Regions from separate parts of the Homo sapiens genome. Here region 1 is linked to region 2. The links are chromatin contacts, found by Hi-C in ENCODE. All regions are on one chromosome and are shown on one strand. Each heading gives the region's core, a stretch centred on a gene start or an enhancer-like site at or near the end of the contact. The rest is flanking DNA. Distances are from core to core; before and after follow the strand shown. Region 1 overlaps KLF9-DT (KLF9 divergent transcript). Region 2 overlaps MAMDC2 (MAM domain containing 2).

The links. A loop is a pair of places that touch in the nucleus more often than their neighbours do. Pooled maps may share reads with other maps.
Region 1: a loop to region 2 is called in a map of sigmoid colon, with 3 times the contacts of the local background. The contact joins two enhancer-like sites. A Hi-C loop is called at or near these places in 2 of 168 maps with a recorded cell type or tissue (prostate gland and sigmoid colon) and 2 of 50 pooled maps.

The regions. Positions count from the first base shown.
Region 1 is chr9:70,476,491-70,481,948 of GRCh38, forward strand. All of the region lies in intron 3 of KLF9-DT (KLF9 divergent transcript), which reads left to right. Among named protein-coding and RNA genes, the nearest start is that of KLF9, 65 kb to the left of the region's middle. Within about 2 kb of position 3,566, at least 28 of the 41 ENCODE cell types and tissues checked have a DNase peak (open chromatin) inside an H3K27ac peak, as active enhancers do; they include sigmoid colon, where a contact is called at or near this core.
Region 2 is chr9:70,068,425-70,074,097 of GRCh38, forward strand. All of the region lies in intron 2 of MAMDC2 (MAM domain containing 2), which reads left to right. Among named protein-coding and RNA genes, the nearest start is that of MAMDC2, 27 kb to the left of the region's middle. Within about 2 kb of position 1,558, at least 4 of the 41 ENCODE cell types and tissues checked have a DNase peak (open chromatin) inside an H3K27ac peak, as active enhancers do; they include sigmoid colon, where a contact is called at or near this core.

The DNA of each region.
Region 1 (5,458 bases), core at 2,316-4,815, 410 kb after region 2:
AAGGGTATTGTAAATAGGCAACACATATATTCTCCTCCTGCTAGAGACTGGAGCAACTTGAGGGCAAGAATCAAGCCTCATATACCTTTGCATCTCTAATGCAAAATATTTAAAATGTTTGTGAAATGAAGAAAGAAATAAAAGAATGTAGCCACCTATTAGAATCCATAAAGTTCTACTCTAATCATGGTTTTCTCCCGTTTGAACATTTTCTACGTCTTCTCAATTAATGCCTTGGCCTCAACTGCCATTTCTCCTTGACTCCAGCACTCTGCTCAGCAATGATGGACCTTCTTTCCCTTAAGCCCACACTGCATATTCTTTCCTTCAGGTGTTCCTTTGGGTTGTCCCTTCATGCCTGGAGTAATCTATGTCATTTATGAGGGTGATTGGTGGTGGGTTACCATCACCCTATTGAAATTGAAGGTGGATGTAACTCGTCTGGTCTTGCAGGTCCAGCCAAATCCTTCCCACTCTTCAAGACTCAACATAGGCCTTACCCCTCAGGATACTTCATTGAGGTCTCTAGCCCAGGCATGAATCTCTGTTGAGTCCTTGGGATATATATAAGCCTTGAAAGCACCCACTCTAAGGGCACTTAGTTATTTGGCTTGCTCTGTTGTGGAATGTGGGGGATGAGGCTTTGAAGCCATTCCTCTTCTCAGACTATGGTCATTATTAGGGCTATTCACCAAATTTTTCAAGGTTTCCTCCACTTCCAGACTTGTGGTAGGTTTGTATATAACTTGGCATTGTGTGTGGCCGATTTGCTTTGGCCAATGAAATATGAGCAGAATTGGCATGAGTCCCTTTGGAAAAGAAGCTTACAGGGGAAGAAGTGTTAAGAGCTGGTGAGCGATCGACCACACTTTCCTTCCCCTGGCATGGTGATTAGCAATGTTTGAGATATGTGGCAGATTGCCCATTAGACTGGGTCCTCGGGTGAGGACCCAGCTGATTCACAATGGGCATCTGGTGAAGGCAGTAAACATACCTTTTTTTCGTTAGGCCATTCAGATACAGAGGTTATTTGTTACTGCAGCACAACCTATCCTATTCAGACAGACTATAATTTCCTTGAGGGCAGGAGACATGCTTAACTCACCTTTCTATCCCCTATAGAACATAGTAGAAGATCTTGTGGATGTTCAATAACTATTGCTGATTATGTATACTGAGATAGGGTAAACTACATGAGACTGGAGAGTGGGACTTGGTCTCAGAACTTCAACTTGAGATCTCAGTCTCTAAAAAATCAAGATAAATATACAAGATGATTCTACCTGTATTCTAATAAGAGTCTCTGGAGCACAATTCTGAAAAACATTTTCTTTTGAAAAAACTTTTTTAAAAATGAAAGAAGATTCTTGCATACAGGGAGGCAGAATAGTGTAATCAAAGGAATCTGGGCTTTCAACCTTGGATAGACTTGGGTTTAAGTGCCAGCTCTGCCATGTCCATGGCTGCATGATCTCGGACAAGTTATTTAAGCTCTTTGAGTCTTGGTTTCTTATCTATAACAGGGATGATATCAACACCTACTCTACAGGATTACTGTGGGGTTGAAATGAGAGAATGTATGTAAAGTACTTGATACATTATGTGTGATCAACAAATGTCATTCTGTTAGGTCTTTGCTCCCACCAGGTGTGTGTGGGTTGGTGCAAACTCTTGCTTAATTCTCTGAGAACTCCCCTTCATTTACTCCTTCTGAGATCTTGGTTACATGCCCAGTCCCTGGATTTATTTAGCTTGGTCCAGGTCAGATCCTTAAGGTTTTGCATTTACTGCCCCAGGCACACTCTGGCCTGAGAAATTCCATCTACGACTGGCTGGAGTTGGCACTAGCCCTTGGCAAATAACTTCAATTGGGAGAGAAGTGTTTTTGAGACAGGCTCTTTGCTGCCAAAATTTTAAATAGGGCCTTCTGTGAGGGAGGTCTGGTCAGGGAAGTGAAGGGAGGTGATCTCCCCAGGGAAGAAAAAACTTAAGGCCAGGCATGGTGGCTCAGGCCTGTAATCCCAGCACTTTGGGAGGCCAAGGTAGAAAGAGCCCAGGAACTCCTCAAGACCAGGAGTTTGCTTGAGCTCAGGAGTTCGAGGCTAGCCTGGGTAACGTGGCAAAACCCCCGTCTCTACAAAAAACTAAAAAATTAGCTGAGCATAGTGGCGTGCACCTGTGGTTCTAGCTACTTGGGAGGCTGAGGTGGGAGGATTGCTTGAGCCCAGGAGGTTGAGGCTGCAGCAAGTCATGATCACTCCACTGCCCTCCAGCCTGGGTGACAGAGTGAGACCCTGTCTGGAAAAAAAAAAAAAAAAAGAATTTAAGATATCCCAGTGACCAGTTCCAAGAAAGCCCCACCTGGGCCTGAGCACTGGCTCTAATGACAGGCGATTGATTACTCTTTGAACTCTGGGATCTGTCAGTGATGGTGGCAGGGGAGTCTGCGAAATTATCCTCAGTGACTGACTCCTTGGGCCACAGGCTGGGGCATGGTGTGGTGGTCCAAGGGCTTGTGTTCTACTGGACTCTTGGACCTGTGAACTTGTGTTTAGGGGTGGAAGTATTGTCCCTGACTAAGTCCTTGAGGCCAGCTCCCTCCTCCTCTCCCATGTAGCTACAGCTGTGGTGTGGCATGGCCAACCTCCCCAAAGGTGCTTGTGTAACTTGTTTTTCAAAGTCTTGGCAGGAGCTCTGGTCCTGAAGTGAGAAAGGGAAAGGGTGTTTACATTCTGGAAGAACAGTTCTGAGAAGTGTCTCACATCAGGGCTGTCCCTGAACAATCCTTGTTCCCCAGTATCTCTGGAAGCTTCTTTTCCTATGGGATGGCTGGTCACAATCATAGAGATGATCTTGGACCTAGAGGAAACAAGCTTGAACATGACAGAAGGTAGGCAGTGAGGAAGCGCTGGTCTGCCACCCAGGGTTTGCTGCCCTGTGTAAACTGCCCTCCCTGGAAAGGTGAGGAAGCTCTCCAGGACAAGACTGTTGTTGCCCCAGTGCCTCCTGCCGTGCCTGGAATAGAGCACAGGGCTACAAACAGGTGCTCCATAGACATTCACTAAGTAAATAAATTGTGAAAATACGTGGGCAAGAAAACATTTCAGAGGTCACATTGGTGCAAATTCTTAATTGACACCAGGTTAACAGCTTTCTCTGAATAGTACTTACATTAATAATAACAATGGTTACTATTTATTAAATACCTAGTGTCTGCCAAGCAAAGGGAGATATTATTTCCTTAAATCCCACAATAGTTCTACTAATAGGTAGACTCTCCCCAGTTAATAGCTGACAGCGCAGAGACTCATGGGCACAAATCTGAGAAACTTGCCTGAGGTTCACCCAACAAATTAGGATTCAAAGCCACTGCCTAGGAGGCCCTGATTATCCTCTTTCTGTTTCTCTGTGAGGCCCCTCTGTGCCCTGCTCACCTCCTGCTGGTCTCTGCTCCTGCCACAGCAGCGGGGAAACAGGAACCTTTAAAGAAGGCTGAGGTGCAGTTCCATCCCTCCTGGGGCGGGCAGTTGTGCATTCTTGCCATTTTTTTCCTCTTGCAAATAGGCTTGAAGTCAACGTAGAAAGGGCAATGCAAAAGCAGCCCCGTTCCAGATGTCTGCTTTGTCATACTTTAAAACACCCACCCATATTCAGGCCTGTCCATCCTTCATTCTGGCAGCCCTCCCCTCCCGCCTTGCCACCTGTCTCCATACACAGCTTTCCCTTTTCCTGTCCTTCCTCTTCTGATGGGTGTGAGGGCCAGATTTCACTTCACTAGAACAACCTTGCTACTAGTATTATTCTAGGGACAGGCCCTGGCACAAAATAAACACTCGATAAGTATGTGTTGAATTGCACTTTAAATTCTAGACAAAGGAGGAAAAAGCTTTGGATCCAGAAGAAAATAGAAAAGCTGGGAGTGGGGGTTAGGGTAACAATGAACTTGATCCTCTATCCCCTCTTTCCTCCCTCACTGCCTCCCTCCCTAAGCCCGGGCAGCAATGTACTTAGTATTACTGCTGTCATCTGATTACAGTAACATCCAAACAGATTGAAAAGCCCCAATCAATGCCAGAGCTGAAGTGCACACGCAGGGGGTTGTTCCCTTGGAAATGTTGCAGCTGTAATTACTCTCCAAAGAGAAAAATCTAAACAACTTTCTTGACCCTCTGGGGAGAGGAAGTAACAATTGAACTACAAGGGGCAGAAAGTCATTTCTGACGTACCGTGTGCGTGTGTGTGTGTGTATGTGTGGGTCCCCACCTTCGCAGTGTACTGTCCAGAGATCGTCTTTGACAGCCCTGCATTCAAACGCCGGGCTGTGGGTCGGCGGCGTGGTGCCTGCTGCTGCCGCCGCGGCAGCTGAGATCATGCTGTTGATCTTGTTTTACACAGAGCAGCCCAGCCTGTTGTGCCAGTACAGAATGTTCTCTTCTGTGAACTGAGTTTGAACTTTTCCAACCCACTTTGTTTGAGGAACCACACAGACAAAGAGGGAAAAGACAGGGAAGATAACCCCCAAATCGTTGAAATCGTGGTGATCTCTCGGATTTTGGCCTAGACCATTTGCTTTTTCGCTACTCAAAATTGACCATCCCAAGCATTACACTTCCTGAAAGAGCAAAGCGCCTGTGATGTCCGTTTTCTAAGACAGGACTTGGCATCAACTTTGGAAATTAACGAGTCTGTCACTGTCTCTCTTCAATTTCTTTTTTTCTTCTTAGGTGTTCAGGGAGTAACGGTAATAAAAGTTATTTTCCTTTAAAGGAAAGGTAAGGCCCCTTGTGCTGGTGACTTCTCTCTCAGTTGTTCAAGCTATTACAATATTCCAAATAGTGTTCCCAGTTTGCTGTTATAACTGGAAATAATTGATTGTAAGGATTTTGGGTCACTGGCCTCCATATAAATGACCAATGAGAAAAGCTGTTAATGCTTGGTAAAGTAAGGTGGTTGGAAATACCTTTTCAAAAACCATCCTCATATAGCAAGACCCCATCTCAAGCAACAACAAACAAACAAAACCCACAACTTTCAAGTTAGATGAGGTCCACAGGAAAAAACAACCAAAAAAACCAAAGCCATCTTCACCTAGTCATAGGGTTGAGTCTCCAGTTGTTTAGGGGGTTGCTTGGACGATCTGAGTGGGAGACCTTTATAGCATAGACAGAATGGTGCAATGCAGTGATTTTCCAATGTACTATTATTAGTTTTTAATGATAGTGGATTCCTTTCTTTGGAGTAAAATTCACCAAACACTCACTGGTGAAGCAGGAAGAGCACAACTTTGAAGTGTGAGCTGTGGATCTGAAGTGTGAGGTGTGGGTTTGAGTCTCCTTCTACTTAGGGGTGCTCCTGTGATACAGGGAAAGTCACATCTTCCGAGCTTGATTGGTGAAAGGAGCATAAGGCTTGTCTTGTATACTTGCAGAGTCATCCGTAAGTGTCCAGTGTTATGCTG
Region 2 (5,673 bases), core at 308-2,807:
AGCCAATAGGGGGCCAGGTACAGTGGCTCATGCCTGTAATCCCAGGACTTTGGGAGGCCATGGTGGGTAGATCACTTGAGGTAGGAGTTTGAGACCAGCCTGGCCAACACAGTGAAACCCCATCTCTACTAAAAATACAACAACAACAACAAATTAGCCGGGCGTGGTGGCAGGCACCTGTAATCCTAGCTACTCGGGAGGCTGAGGCAGGAGAATTGCTTGAACCCGGGAGGCAGAGGTTGCAGTGAGATCGCACCACTGCATTCCAGCCTGGTTGACAGAGTGAGACTCCCTCCATCACAAAAAAAAAAAAAAAAAAAGGCAATAGGGAACAGGAAACAAACATCTAAATTCCAGGACAAATGTGATATGTGCAACAGGACAGATACAAGCATGTCTCCAGGTCCAAAGAACGGAAGAGTTTTATTAGGGGACAGAGGACAGCAGAAAAGTTTTCTTAAAGAGGTAGACATTACAATGCTGTAATGAATGGGTATGATTTAAAAGTTAGGTAAAGCAAGGCAGATATAAGGCAAAGCCTCAAAAATAGGTAACAAAATTTATTCCAATGAAAGAATGGTTCAATGTGATTGCAGCAAACAACAGTGTGGAAGAATTTGCTATTGCTTGGAAGGGGCAGAACCCGGTAGAAGGATTGTGTGTGCACAAGAGAGGAATAAGCTGAGGAAACCCGAGATTCAGCCTTGGCTTATGAATCCCCTGGACAGTACCTTCTCTTTCTGTCACAGATTTTTCATCTCATGTGTGCCATTTCAGTTGCATGCACACCAAAAGAGTTATTATTCTTGTTGTTCCTGTTTTGTTTTTCTGTTAACATAGTTATTACTTTCCTGGTCAAGTGTAAAGAGCCACATGATTATTAATAGTAATTATATTTATTATAGCCACAGGTATTTTAAGTGTTTCTCAAATTATAGCACAACTTTCTTATGCAGCTGTTATCTCCACCTGCTTTGTTGGCTAACGTAATGTTAACATAAGCCTCAGGAGCCTCAAAGTTTTTGTGTATCAAACAGCCAAGGCTTGTCATTGTAAACACTTTATAGACGATAGGGTCAAAAGCAAATTTTTAAATATGCATAGTCTTTGGATAATTTATTTAGAATAGGATACCTGATAAGTTTTAACATTGAAAGCTACTTTGTTCCTTAATGGCTAGTAGAGGCTAAAAATAGTCCAAAGTTTGTTTCAAAATAGAAAAGGGAAAAGGTTCCAACTCCTGAGATGGAGAACTTTTTGAAGATGATTGTCAATATTTAGCATTGGTCCCTATCCACACTTTAGCACCTGGGAGGGAATGGCTTTGCTTTCTGGAATTTCTTGCTCCTGAAGAGTTACAGGAAGAGTTGGAGAAGAATTTCAGCCAGAAACATTTGTTCTTTTGGTTGTTCTCGCCTTGTTTCCTAGGACATCGTTTTCATGTCAGCATGATCTTGGCTGAAGAAGAATTTATTCCTCTTGACATATTCCTCAACTAAGAATAACAGTCTCAATGTGTCTTTTTGCAACCCTGCCTGAAACTGCTCCAAGATCCCACTCAGGGGGAGGTGTTTGCAAAAGGGATGAGCTGAACTTTGGAAATAGCGTAGGGTGAGTGAGGTTGTATTTTCACTGTGCATTGTTAGAAACCAACATACTATGTGGGAGATTCACTAATACCTAAATCCTTCCTTGGCCAGTAACTCTGTGATTTCTTGAGCTTCCTAAGAAATATCCAGGCACAAAATGGGCATGGGCCTGACTGCTCCTTGGGAGGAGAAAAAGCAAGGTCTATCTTTATCCTATGGAAGACTGGTCCTGGACCTTTTCACTCCAGGCATGTGGAAAGAGAAAGAGAAAAAGGCTAACTCCATGTGGCCTTATAGACTTTTTAGCTCCACTGCTAAGAAAAGAAAATTTGGCTCAGTCCTTATCAACAGTTTGAGGAATCACCCTCTTTTTTGGAGAGCGGAGTTTCCTTATCTTAATCTGAGCCTATTGTTTTAAAGAAGTAAGGTAAAAGGTAGGGAGTTTGAGCCATCAGCTCTACAAAACCCCACTCACTGCAATGTAGTATAAATATCTGTAGGTGTTGAGCAACATCCAGAGATTTGCATCATTGAATATGCATGGCTAAGCACATAGTAGGTGTTCAGTAACTTCCTACTAATTGAATGTTTGATTGATTAGAGAGACAAGAAGATCTTATAACAATATATTTCATCTATGATATAGTCTTGTGGCCTGCAAGTTGAGTACTGAATTATATTCAAACTTCAGTCTATTTTGGGTCCATCTTTATAGGTATTGATTTGTCATAGATCCTTGCCTACTGTACTTACTGTCTTATCCCATTTCTTATTTGCCTATTTTCCTACATATATTCTATAGCAGAATATATTTTTCTGCCATTTCTACAGTCAATTTTTTCCTCCCTCCTTTTTAAGGTAAATATTCTGAGATATAAATATATAACATCACTAAAAAGTATTTCGATAAATAGTGTTGCTATTTGCAAGGCCTTCAAAAAATCATGATCAATTAAATATTTGCATATCAATGGTCATTTATTTATACTAACCTTTTAATGCCAAATATCCACCGTCCAGAACTCTATAAACAGGAAATGAAAAAGGACCTAGTGGAATTCCTCCACAGACAGTTTTCAGAAGGTCAGAATGAGAGGCCTTTTTGGTACTGGTTTTGATAGAGTTAACTTGGATTGTGTTGGGTTAATAGTGTGTGCTTTACCATATGTTTTAAGTATCTATTCCTTGTAAGGAAGACCAACCGTGAGATGAAGGAAAACTCGAGAGTAGTACTTGATTTACGTAAGATGTCATAGTTTCCTTTCACAAATCAGAAAATTCCCTGATTGAAGAGTCTGTGCTACAGCCCAGGGGTTCCAGAATTCAGAATTTACTCTATTTTTTTTCCATGCAAGTAGAAATAATTAGCTAAGGAACCAAGCATGAATCATAAGTCTAGGGTTTTGGTGAAAATATTTTTATGATCTTCTAATTTCGTAGGATTGAAATGACTGCTTATTTAACTTCTCTGAGCTGAATTGTCATATGCCTTACTTATTTCCCTGGATTGTGGTGAGGTTAATGAAGGCGGTGGAGACACAAAGTGTTTTGTGAACCTTAATATTCTATACATACGTGAGGTGTTATTTTTATTCTTATCAGTAAGATAAAGCCAAAGAAAGAGTTTGCATCATACAGCCTTTGGGTAATTTTTTACTTCTGCAGTGGTTGAAAGCATTTCCATTTGGGGAGTTGATGAGAAAGAGTATCAACAGCCAGCAATTCTGGAGAGAATGCACACAGACAATATTTAAAAAAAATTAATAAGTTGGGGGGCAGAGGGAGAGCACGTGAGCTTGGAGAATATTACTTATGAATAGATGAACAAAGGCTGAAGGAAGGGACCAAAAATGAAATTGGCGTTTCTCTTTAATTTACCTAAAAGTTTCTGGAAGCATATTACAAGTACATTACAAAATACAATATGAAGGAGGTAACTTGAGAGGCTGAATTTTAAAATTCAAATGTAAAATGTTTAAAAGAGCCCTCGTTTAGACTATTTGAGGTACTGCTCAGTATTAAAACCTTATCGAGTTTATTAAAGATCAGCTGTCAATTAAGTAGATGTTATCAATATGACTGACAATAATAATTTCAGATTTATTTATTATTAGAAAGTCTTTAGTGTTTTGGTAATTTGGGGAAGGTAGAAGATACTGACCCTCACCTAGTTTATTTTGTTTTAAATTCTGATGTAAAGTACAATGTATCATGTTTTCCTGACCATCAGTGTCACCTCAGCATAACCCGGGAGGTGCTCAAATAAATGTGGTTCACCATGATCACCAGTCCCACTGTGGGGTGACTGATCTGCCTAAAGCCCAAGTTTCCAATGAGTACATTCCTGAGTCTGGCTGAGGCTTCTTTCCTCAAGGTAAGAACTCAAGAATTCATCCTGAATTCTAGTCCTTTCCAACATAGATTACAAATGCTCTTAATTTTAGAATGGTGATACTGTATCTAATAGAATAATAGTAGTAGCTTTATACTTATCAATGTTTTCTATATACCAGCCATAATTCATTGAATCCTCACAACAAATCTATGAGCTGGACATTGGTATTATTATTATCCCCACCGATAGATGAGGAAATGGTGGCACGGTGAAAAAAGTTAAGTAACTTGCCCAGGCTATATTGAGTTGAATTTGAATCTAGGGAGTGTGGATTCTTCACCATGAGACTGTATTGTCTCTTTGAGCTAAATAATTGTGTCTATCTCTGCCATTTAAGAAAAGAAAAGGTTAAGACAAAAAAAAGTACACTAAAAATTAAAGGCAAAAAAAGCAAATTTTTTTTAAAAAAAGATGAAAACACATTTTCATTCTATTTTTTTTTCTTATTTGGAGACAGAGTCTCGCTCTGTCCACTGGAGTGCAGTGGTGCAATCTCGGCTCACTGCAACCTCCGCCTGCCAGGTTCAAGCGATTCTCCTGCTTCAGCCTCCCGAGTAGCTGGGATTACAGGCATGTGCCACCACACCAGCTAATTTTTGTATTTTTAGTAGAGATGGAGTTTCACCATGTTGGCCAGGCTAGTCGCAAATTCCTGACCTCAAGTGATCCCCCACCTTGGCCTCCCAAAGTGCTGGGATTACAGGTGTGAGCCACTGAATCCAGCCTATTATTTCTATTTAAGATGCAACAGAGATTTGTGTAAGGAAATGACAAATAGGCAGTGCAAGTAAAGCTTACATATCTGCAAATGTCTTGCCAAGCTTAAATATCTGAAAATACGTGGTTTAAAAGGAAGAAGGCTTTCACTTCTGATAAGCCAAGTTTGTTTTAATTTGTGGTACTTGTACATCTTGTACCTGAAGAGCACTGAATATTTATAATAAAGGTTCCTAGTTGTTTTAAAACCAAAACAAAAATAAGAGCTGGTGTAGGGGCTGATTCATCCCAAGAGGAAATTCTTGTGGAGTGGACTCTCACTTTATCTTGTCCAGATTCCTGAATGGTCACTTCAAATGTCAATGTGATCTCTGCAGCTTGGATACCTCTCCTTAAGCTACTAAAGGGTCTCATGAACTCTGGGTTTTGGCCGAGGACATTGAAAAGACTAGTTGGAAAAAACTACCATTCTGCAGTGATTCATAGGCAGTATGCTAGCAGCTTTCAAATAATGTGAATTATATACAGGATCCTAGCAATTTTCAAATAGTGATCAAGTAAAAGTTGTTGATGGTTCTGGTATAAACCATGAATCTCATCTCACCAAGACGAGTGCTGGGAAGGAAGGGGTTAGAGTTTCTCTCCTGGCCTGGCCACAAGCCCCTTCTCTCATCATTCCAGTCCTGATGGTGTCTTATCCATGTTTGTCTCTTCTACATCTTACATTGGTCTTAACAGTGCCTGTGATTACTTCAACATGTAAACAGCCAAAGAGAACTCTGTCTGCAGCTGTTCAAAGCTCTGTCCTCCAGCCATGTTTCTTAAACTCTTGGGGTCATGAGCCCTTTTGAGAATCTGATGAAAGCCATGGATTCTCTCCCCAGAAAAACAGACATGTAATAGTTTGTGTATGATGTCATGAACCTCTGGAATCAAATCCTCTACCCCAGGGTAAGAACCCTGCCCTTAATA